2 separate regions of the Homo sapiens genome follow, and region 2 is linked to region 1. Evidence: read pairs that join two places in POLR2A ChIA-PET (ENCODE). Cell type or tissue: MCF 10A. All regions are shown on one strand. Links, peaks and the distances in the headings refer to the core of each region. The heading gives the core; the rest is flanking DNA.

Region 1 (5,508 bases), core at 223-5,222:
TGGTAAAAATAAGTTCTAGGGGGTGCACAACCACAGACTCACAGCTGAGGCTTTGTCTTTTCTCAGATAAACATAATCTAAACAATGAGACACTGTCTGAAGGTCAAAGGGGTGGGAGGAAGAAGAGGAGGAGGAGGAGGAGGAGGAGGAGGGGTTAGTCAAATTCTCCTTTTGGACTACGTAGTTGCTAGATTTATAAAGCTCCCCTCCTTTACTGTTTTCTCTTTCTTTTCTTGAACAGCTTCCAAGTGACACTTGATGTTCCTCCTTCTAGTGTGACTTTGCATTGAGGGTCCAGTGAGCCCCAAAGCAAGGAAACTTGCTCAAGGCCTCTTTCTGCAGCTGGGGGTGGGAAGAGTTAAAGGGTTTCTGGAGTCTGCAGGCCTTTTTCCTCAGTATCAAGGGTCCCAGTTTTTCTCTTTGAGAATTATTTGATTCTTTCCTCTAATGCTTATAAATAATGTTTCTAGGCTATTTAGATTGAATTTTGGGTGTGCTTAGGGTCTCATATATCTTCTTAAATTTTAAGATACATGATAAAAGTTTTTACTGTTATTTGATTTTTGTACTTTTATTTTGATGTCTTCTTCCCCATCTTTATTCATCACACCTCTATTCTAGACACTTGTACTAGCATTCTGTCTTATCCCTTTCTCAAATCCCTTCATTGGTTTCATTCATTTATTCAACAAATACGTTGTTGAATACTTGCTATTACCAGGTACTGCTCTAGGTTTGGGGATAAGCAGTGAACAAGAACAGGTTCCTGGCATCATGGGTCTTATATTCTAATTGAAAACAGAAGATAAACAAACATATTCATGACACAAAAAATCATGTCATGGAGTAAAAAGCATCATGAAGAAAACGACAGTAGTGCAAATGGATGGAGAATGCTATGTTAGTGTTAGGGTAGTTATTTTAAGTACATTGCTGTGGTAAGGCTTTTCCAGGGGGGTGACATTCCTTTTGACACTTTACTTTCTTCTCAAGTCTTTCAAGGTGTTGGTGACTCATTTCTGAGCCTGTCGTCTTATATTACCCTTCTTACCTATACCTTATGTCAACACATCCCGCACTGCCTCGCTTTGCATATCCATCCTACTTTCTTATGCTTGCCACACTCTCGACTTCTTCCTGATGATCCCCTATTATCTCCCAAATCACTCCCAAAGTTTCTTTAAACATCTTAGACTGGCCACCAAAAAATTTGCACGTGGGTGCTTAGCACATCCTTTTCAGTGATTTTTAATATTATTCATGTGCCTTGGAAATTGCTGTTTTAGAAATAATTCTACTATAACCCAGAGGTTTTCAGACTTCTGGTATTTAGGGGATAACATACCCTACAAGAGTATATTAAAAGGCTGTAAGGCCTTTTAAGGGTCTTTTAAAGGCTTTGAGGCCAGTCCCTCTCCTAGCTCCTTCAACTCAGCCTTGCAAATGCTGTTTATACTTATAAAAATATCAATTCAATAGAGCTTTGCCTTAATACACAGCCATTGTGGTGGCTATGAAATACCCACTTTATTCTGAGCAACATACATTGAAATCTGGAGTGGAAGTGACCCTTAAAAAAAATCCTATCCATTTTTAGTGTGACTCACATTTTGAATGAAACCCAGACCACCTGTTGTTTATTCTCTACCATTTGGAACTCTACCTTCATTTCTGTGTTTCTTCCAGAGGACATGGAACAGGGATTTCCACATAGTCTTCCATTAAATAAATAAATCCAATAGTGGAGTGGGTCCTGGGAGTTTCATTAAACTACATGCAAAGGCTGAATTTCTGCATTTCTTGGCCAGGACTTTGAGATTGTACACCATCTATAGCATGTGACCGTGCTTAGCACAGTACCTGGACTATAATTGTGACTGAATGTATCAATAGATAAAAAGAGAAGGGCAATGTCTGGTAATCAAATATTCACAAGCTCTTCAAAACAATTTGATTCTGTTACATGTATCATTTGGAAACTGTCTATGTCAGCTTTTAAGGTGCTTTTATTTTAATAATGCAAAGTAGTTTTTATTAGAACAGTAAACAGGAAACTGTATTATCTGCACAGACTCAGTGGCCTACAAAAAGAGGACTTTGCACTCTAATTAAGAACAAAGCACCCAATTACATCAGATTGAACTTCAGAATCACCTCTTTGTTTTTGTTTCATCTTGTAATGCTGAACAAGGATTCAGAGGGAGTGGGTCAGGCAAAGAAGCTATTTGAGGATTTAATTAAAGGATTGCGTCTCATGTCCGCTTTAGGAGCTGCTCAGGTGAAGCAGAAGGATGGTAGCATTGAGGAGGTTGAGAAGCTAGTTGCCAGTTTTGCAGGCTCTGAGATTTCATTCTGTCAGTTTGCCAAGGAATGAGCTGTCAGGCTCTGTCTACTTCACAGCTTCTCCCCCTGGGTCTGTGCCTTCTGATTCTAGCTTCAGGCTTAGCCTCACCCAGACTGTATGGCTCATCTAGCCTCATCGTTTGAGAACTTGTTAGAAATGCAGAATCTCAAGCCCCACCCAAACTTTCTGTGTCAGAATCTACATTTTAGCAAGATCACATGTCTGCATATTAAGCTTTGACAAGCATGATTCCATGGGGCTCTAGCCCAGCACAAAACAGCATGGTTATCAAACTTTAGTGAGCTTCAAAATCATTGACAAATATAAGAAAATGAAAAGACCTGGTCTCCTACTCCAGGGATTTTGATCCAGAGAGTCTAAGATGGGGCCTTGGAATCTGCCCTTTCTTGGGTATATGCTGCTGGTCTAGTTCCAACAGTTGGGTTTCTGCATGCTTTTGTGTCTTTATCCCGGTTCTATTAATTAGCACCATTGTGTCTTGTTCTTTGCTTAAGAACTGTTTCCAGTGTTGGTTTCAGAATTTCTATGCAGAAAGATCTTAGTACAGTAATCCAGTTTGATAAAGGAAGCTTGAAGCTGTTTTTGTCTAACACTTATTTATTTATTTATTTATTTATTTATTTATTTATTTATTTCACTCTGTCACCCAGGTCTCACTCTGTCACCCAGGCTGTCACCCAGGTCTCACTATTTATTTATTTATTTATTTATTTATTTATTTATTTATTTCACTCTGTCACCCACATCTCACTGTCACCCAGGCTGGAGTGCAGTGGGACAAATCTTGGCTTACTGCAACCTCCACCTCCTAGGTTCAAGGAATCTTCCCACCTTAGCCTCCCAAGTACTTAGAACTGCAGGTGCACACCACCACACCAGGCTAATTTTTGAATTTTTTTGTAGAGACAGGGTTTCACCATGTTGCCCAGGCTGGTCTCACTGTCCAGGGCTCAATGAATCCTCCGGCCTCAGCCTCCCAAAGTGCTGACTTTGTGGGCTACTGCACCCGGCCTTGAGTAAAAGTCTTAACAGAATGTATCCATTAGGAAGAGTAATTTCCCAGTGGAACTGGGGGTGCTAGAATAGACGCCTGGAAGCCAAAAAGCAATGAATGTCTGCCACACCTATTTAGTGTGTAAATAGTGGGTCAAGTCTTGCTACCCAATGGTGCAGTTCTATTGCTTTTCAGATTTTATGGAAATGCCTTTGCAAAAATTATAACAGTGAGAAAATTATGACAGTGAAAGAAATCTGACCTAACTAACTTTATCTTGCCTTTAGCCTTCAAACTTCCCTTAGTCATTCCTGGGCATGGACCAAGCTAACTGTGGGAGAAATTTAGTTTATTGTTTAACCTTAAAGCAAGGATGATAATAGCCCTTCCTCAAACTACCCCCTCCTTAGTTGGGGACCAAAACTGCCTTTGTAAAAGTAATGAAAGCCCACAATATTAGGATTATGAAAGGGACCTGAATTCTGCTAAGATGTAGACATAGTTAAATGAGAATCAGCCATTGTTCTGGAGGTCACAAGATTTATAACTTCCTCAATTACTCCTATAAATAACATCACTATTATAGAACCTAAGATGGCCATTTGAGATGTCTTTTCAGACTTTTGCATTTCCGAGGACCAGATGATTCCACCTGAACCTGCAATTCTTAACTCAACTGGTCCTGTGGCCCCCACCCAGAAGAAGACTCAGCACACAAGTACTGTTTTCCACACCCCTATGGTTTTATCTCCAACCAATTAGCAGCACCAATTCCCTAGCCACTTGCCTGCCAAAAATTATCCTTAAAAAACCCCAAATATGGGGGGAGGCTGATTTGAGTAATTATGAAACTCAAGTCTCCCATTTAGCTGGCACTATGTGTATTAAACTCTTTCTCTATTGCAATTCCCCTGTCTTGATAAATTGGCTCTATCTGGGTAGCAGACAAAATAAACCCATTAGGCAGCTATAAATTTGGGGCTTGTCCATGATAGCCTTTGTAGGTACTTGCCTGTGGTTCAGCAGCCTCTCACTGGCAATGGATTCAGAGGCCAGCCCAAATGGCCACTTAGTTTTCTTGGACTAAGGACTACCCCTGGCACCATCTCTTCTAGTAGGGTGCTATTTACCCATAATGCATGGATCTAATTGCAATGGAGAAATATTTCCTGAAAGACATCCAGTATTTCAGGTGCTGCCAACATCCCCTTCCTTCTCCTGATCTGTTGGCCTCTCTAGAGGCACTGTTGTCCCATCATGGGAACTATCCGGCTCTCCCTAGATTGTAGGAAGAATCTCGGTTTCGGGAGATCTCTCCCCTGTTGGATGGAGCATAGGAGACCTGTTTGGAAGAATGCTCTTCCGGTTTGAAGAACGAATCTGGTCTGGAATCTTGGTTTAAAAATTCTTCTGTTTGTCTTTAGTTCACTGTGTGTGTTTATATATGTGCAGAAAATCTCTAAAGGAATGGCTGATGGAAGTCCAGCCGGCTCTCCTGTTTTGTCTGACCAGTCACATTCAGTAAGCCCTGAAGGAAGTGTTAGAGGGAGCTCAGCAGGTCTAACTCAGGGTGACCATCTGCCCTTCCATCCTGCCCTTCCATCCTGCCCTGAGACCACCTGTTAAAATTCCCAGTCAGAGGTGATCCCTCCCCATCTTGAGTGGATGAACGGGCACAAATTTGAGCCTTGCCAGGTCCATACTTGGGCACTGAGTGGGATATCTAGTGTCTGTGTTCTGTCACGTGTATTTCACTCTGGCCAGAATTGGAAATGTTAATTTGGTTCCCCCATGTAGCCTGTTGGGTGGCAACTTGCAAAATTGAGAAGCTTTTGCCTATGGTTCCGTGAAATGAAAAAGGACAATTTTTTTTTTTTTGAGACAGAGTCTTACTCTGTCACCCAGGCTGGAGTGCAGTGGTACAATCTCAGCTCTTGCAACATCTGCCTTTCAGGTTCAAGTGATTCTCCTCCCTCAGCCTCCTGAGTAGCTGAGATTACAGGCACCCGCCACCACACTCAGCTAATTTTAGAATTTTTAGTAGAGACGGGGTTTCTGCATGTTGGTCAGGCTGGTCTCGAACTCCCAGTCTTCAGTGATCCACCTGTCTTGGCCTTCCAAAGTGCTGGGATTACAGACATGAGCTATC
Region 2 (5,270 bases), core at 1-5,000, 84 kb before region 1:
TTTTCACTACCCTTGATTAGTGTTAAGGTGCTTGCAGTGTGAATGCCAATACAGTGTAAATGGCAAATACGTCTTAGTATTATTATGAAAACATTTTTTACCTGATAGACCCCCTATCAAAGGGTCTTGAGGACCCTTTCCCTTGGGGTCCACATACCACACTTTGAGAACCATTACCAAAATCTATTTTTCAGAAAAGTCAATTAATGAAGGAAGGAAAGAGTAGGAAAGATCACAAAAGTTTTATTTGTGTTTTGTCTTTTGAAATTAAACAGGCTTACAGGCTGAACAGGATATAAACTGTTAAGGTATAAACTGGTATACCTCAACAGGTATAAAAAAATATTAAGGAACAAGTAAAAATAAGAGAAAAATCAAATAACTGATGGAAAAAAGAATGGGAGAGAAAAGATGGCCAGGGGCTCAGCCTCTATCTAAAGTTGGAAAGAGAGACAATTATTAGAGGCAGATGGGAGGGGGGAATGGGTTACATTTTTAAAAATTTATTATTTTTATGATTATTATTATTATTGTTATTTAGACACAGGATCTTAGTCTGTCACCCAAGACAGAGTGCAGTGGAACAATCACAGCTCATTGCAGTCTCAAACTCCATCTCAGCCTCCTGAGGTGTGGGCCACCATGCCAGGCTCTATATTTTGACTTATGAAAAAGCTCGTTTTACTCAGAAAAACGTACAGACACTAGATGAATTCTTCTTGATAATGATGGTGTTACTTCCATAGTTTGAAAAATATTAGAAAAATTATCTTTTTTTGTACTGAGTTTATTTAGGAAGAAATAACATATTGACAATATTGAGTCTTCTTAGCTGGCAACATGACATAGTTCTCCATTTAGACAAGTTTCATTTTATGTTCTTCTAAACAATATAAATTTTTTTCACAGAGGTTCTGCACATTTCTCATGAGTTTAGCTCTTAGGTGATATACATTGTTTTGCTATTACGAATGTAATTTATTTTCTAACTATTACTGGGATGTAAGAAAACAATAAGCTTTATTTATTTGGTAATTACTACTCTACAAATATTTCTTATAAATCCTAGTTGCTTTTCAATATCCTTTTGAGTTTTATACCCAAACAATAATGCCATTTCCAAGTAAGTTTAGTTTAGAAACATTATCCTTTAATGTTTTAAAATCATAAATCAAGCACCATTCTATTTCAACTTTTTACTTGCCTGTGTATAAAAATATGCCAAATGTATCATAAAAGTAATGTCATGTCATTTTTAAGGAAACTGTTTTATAATATCATAGGAATTTATATCACTGTAAAGATTCAGATGTTTTGTATTCCAAGTTTAAGTCTAAAGCATTTGTGCTGTCATCTAATAAACAGGAATTTAGAAGAATCGTGTTTTCTTTTTACTTTGAACACCACATAAATTTATCAGGTAAAATGCAAATAGGGATCCGATATTACAGCACTTCAGACTCCACGCGCCATAACCTTGAACTCGGAAGAGAAGAAAAGCAGAGGATAAGAACTTAGCTATTTCTCTCTTTTACCTTTCTCCCTACAGGAGGTCCTCCGTGTTGCTATGCTGAATTCAACTGAAGAAGCTGAAGTATTGCACCTTTACGCTACATACTTTACAGTTCACAAATACACTATTTCATGTATGACTTGTCCTCTCTAAACTGAGAGAACAGACTAACCTGGGAGAAGCTGGAATTTAAACTTTTAAAATTAATCGTGACATCTTAGCTCAAGTAACTGTAACACATGGTTTGACTGCCTTAGGAAAATACAAAGCAGAAAAGCTTTAACTTTGAAATTCAAGCAAAAATATTTGAGAATACGTCTTCCACCTCATACTCCCCATGCACCCAGTAATACTCCAGCTGCCTTCAGACTATTAAAAGTCCCGAGGTCCCTTAAACCAGTTCCAAGTCCCCACCCCAATCAAAGGACAATGCCCATACATACAGGAGCTATGACTATAGCTACAGGCCAATGCCTATACAGCATAGGAGCCAATTAAAGAGGCCATAAGTAAAAGTACTTAGGCATAAGGAAACAAAATGAAAAATAAAAATAAAAGAAAGAGGCCATAACTACTAGAAAAAGTGCTGGTCACGAGAACTAAGTTCTACTCTCCACAATCAACACTAATAATGTGACTTTGGGTTCATTCATTACTCCATTTTCTCATGGTTAAATGAGGGAACTAAATTTGGACAATCACTACAATTACGGGAAATTTAATGAAGCACTAGCATTTTCAAAGAAAGACTATTAGTCCAACAATACCAATTACAGTTAATATAATACTCAGGATATTTTCTGTAAGAGGCTCTGAGAAGGTCCTGTTTTAAATTCAGGTTCTTACACATTGTTTCCTATATTTCGTCTTCCAAAGCAAAAGAAAAAAAGAAAAAAATCAGTGAAATTGACCTTATACTATCCATAATGGCCCACCACAACTTTTTGAAATACCTTTAGTGTATTTAAAAAAAAAAAAAAAAAAAACAGCCACTATTCTAAGATGAAAACAAATCTGAACCTTGAATCTGTATATAAGGGTTTCTCAAGCTAGAAATTTATGGGCATTAGTTACATCCAACCTCGAACACTATGGATTCATACAGCCCTTACAAATGCACTTCCAACCATCCCTATGGATAGGCAAAAAATACCATACACAAACACATATTTAAAAAAAAAAAAACTCATGAGTTTGCAATATTTCTAAAGTTCCCACTGCACTAAGGTGAAAAACTATAAAACCCATAACAGCTACCTTCACTTGTTTAAAAATAAAAACAAGTACCAATTTTGGTTGAGATCCTTAGAATTTCTCCTTTGGGTTGCATAAACATTTTGCTAAAAGATGAAAATTTACCAAAGATTTAGCAATCCAGTTAACTATTCACTAGGATTTAAACTGAGCTGTCTGGATGAGTTAACCATAATACTGTGCTAATGAAACTAAGGATCTATTCCAATTTCAATTTAGGCCCATTAGGTAGACAAAAAAAAAAAAAAAAATCCTTAGATCCACATTACTGCACGTAACAGTTAACTATCTTACATACTCCTGTTAGTGATCATAGAAGACACCATCAAAAGCCTATGCACATCTGAGCACATATACCCCCAACCTCTGAACAAATATTTCAGAATACATGGCCTACTGATCATGAGTCAGTAGCAACTTTTTTTTTCTGTGCCTGTATAAAAAAATAGACCATTAACATTCAACGGAAGAGAGTCTGTGATGCAGGCAAGAGAATGAAAAAATGGGTAATTGCCAGTGATGCATAATCCCACTCCCTAGAAAAATAGTCCTGACAAGATTCAGGAAAAAAAAAAATTACTTTAGTAGTAGTATCTTTATGATTCAGAAAGAATAGTAAAACCTAAACTAACCACTGACAATCTCATTCAAAAGAGAATACTTATGTATAAAGCTCCAGGCAGCCCTAACAATGGTCCAACCAGCAAAAATAAAGCAAAATAAGTAAATACAGCATTTAGGCAAGGGGAAATAGTGTACTGGAACCCTCTCTTCCAGAAATTGAAAGAAAGAATAGTCAAGGGTGGTTTGCTACCCTCTGACCTTTGGGCCAGGCTTACAAATTTCCTAATCTAAAAGCAAACTAAATGTCTTTCCACCTAGAAAATAAGTACCTTCAATATCATACAGTTCAGTTAGAGGAATCCCCAAAGTTAATGCTCATTTGTTTCCCTCCCCAGGAGCCTTAAGGAGATAAGATCCCCTTCTTCTTCCTAATACCCTCATCCTCTTAGACACCATTCATCCCATTGAGTGGTACTATCCGCCACTCAAGATAAAGCCATACACAGCTGACCACCCCCAAAACTGTTTTCTTAAGATCAGTTATCCAAAGCACATACTTTAGACTACCCAGCTCCCACTCTGTCTAACGGTAGTGGCTCAAGGGAATTCAGGCTAGAACATTTTGAGAGTCACATCAAATACAAGCAATGCAGTACCCACAAAACAAAGATGTACTATACATATAACCATAACAGAAATAAAACAGGCTAGGAGTCCAAAAATAAATCTGGTAGTATTTTTTCATCCATCTATTTAATGCTAGAACTACATTATTAACAAATATCTCTATCTCCTTATTTTAAAATGGACAGAACTTCAAAAACAGAGTCAGCCTTCTCCTAAATATCAACTGAACAGCTTGATATGTCAAATATGGCTGCTATCCAATTGTTTCATAGTAATTTGTAGCAAGCCCTCTGATCACTTTTGAATACCAAAACTCAACCTCTTACAGAGGTACTCAATACTATCATGAGTACAGCACTGCAAGAGATAAAAGACGAATACAAGGCCAAGCATGGTGCCTCACACCTGTAATCCCAGCACTTTGGGAGGCCAAAGCAGGAGGACCACTTGAGGCCAGGAGTTCAAAACCAGCCTGGATAACGTAACAAGATCCCATCTCTACCAAATATTTTAAAAATAATGAGAGGGAAAAAAAGAATGAATACAAGATAAGCCTTAAAAGAATTAAATTTTAAAGTAGAGAAAATTACGCATTTTATTAGAATAGAACAAAGCTATTTAAGATAAGTGCTATATGAGTAACAGTTGCTACGCAGAGCAAAGGAAGGCATAATTACACTTATTTGGTTGTAGATAGGGTTTCAGGAAAAAATAAAGATTACAAAAAAGTAACTATTTTAAATATATCCTACAAGACCCCATTTTTAACAGAGTGGTGGAGGCCAGTATTTGCATTCTGGGCAAACATAACAACATAAGCTAAAAAACAGAAATGGAGAAGTGTGGCAAGGTGGCACATGCCTATTGTCCCAACTGTCGGGAGGCTAAGGCAAGGGGACTGCTTGAGGCCAGTAGCTCAAGGCTGCAGTGAGCTATGATCACACCACTGCACTCCAGCCTAGCCAATAGAGACCGTGTCTCAAAACACACACACACACACACACACACACACACACACACACACACACACATTGGGTGGCTTATAAGCAACAGAATTTCTTACTGTTATGGAGACTGGGAAGTCCAAGAGCAAGGTGCTGGGAAATTCAGTGCCTGGAGAGGGCTTGTTTCCTCACAGATGGCCATCTTCTCACTCTAACCTTATGTAGTGCAAGGGATGAGGGATCTCTCTGGGGCCTCTTTTATAAGGGCATTAATTCCATTCATGAGGGCTCTCATGACCCAATCATTTCCCAAGGGCCCCATCACTAAATAGCATCACCTTGGGCGTTGGGATTTCAACATATGAATT

What was found. Peaks named below come from ENCODE experiments on the same cell type or tissue, not always from the same donor. Only the 100,000 strongest peaks of a DNase experiment are listed, where the experiment ranks them.
Region 2: POLR2A ChIA-PET joins it to region 1 with 7 read pairs; 5 of 35 experiments call an interaction of 5 or more read pairs at or near these places.

What each region holds. Positions count from the first base shown.
Region 1 is chr4:78,702,032-78,707,539 of GRCh38, reverse strand. No RefSeq gene overlaps it. Among named protein-coding and RNA genes, the nearest start is that of LINC01094, 59 kb to the right of the region's middle. RefSeq lists an enhancer at 748-1,380. In MCF 10A, for the core only: no CTCF peak of the experiment used is centred there; a DNase peak (open chromatin) is centred at 2,419.
Region 2 is chr4:78,786,125-78,791,394 of GRCh38, reverse strand. The region is part of intron 1 of BMP2K (BMP2 inducible kinase); the gene reads right to left. It overlaps LOC124900722 (a long non-coding RNA gene), which reads right to left and starts at 2,478. Exons shown (of 2, transcript XR_007058153.1): 1 at 1-2,478. It overlaps LOC105377299 (a long non-coding RNA gene), which reads left to right. Exons shown (of 4, transcript XR_938918.4): 4 at 1,550-1,661. In MCF 10A, for the core only: no CTCF peak of the experiment used is centred there; no DNase peak of the experiment used is centred there.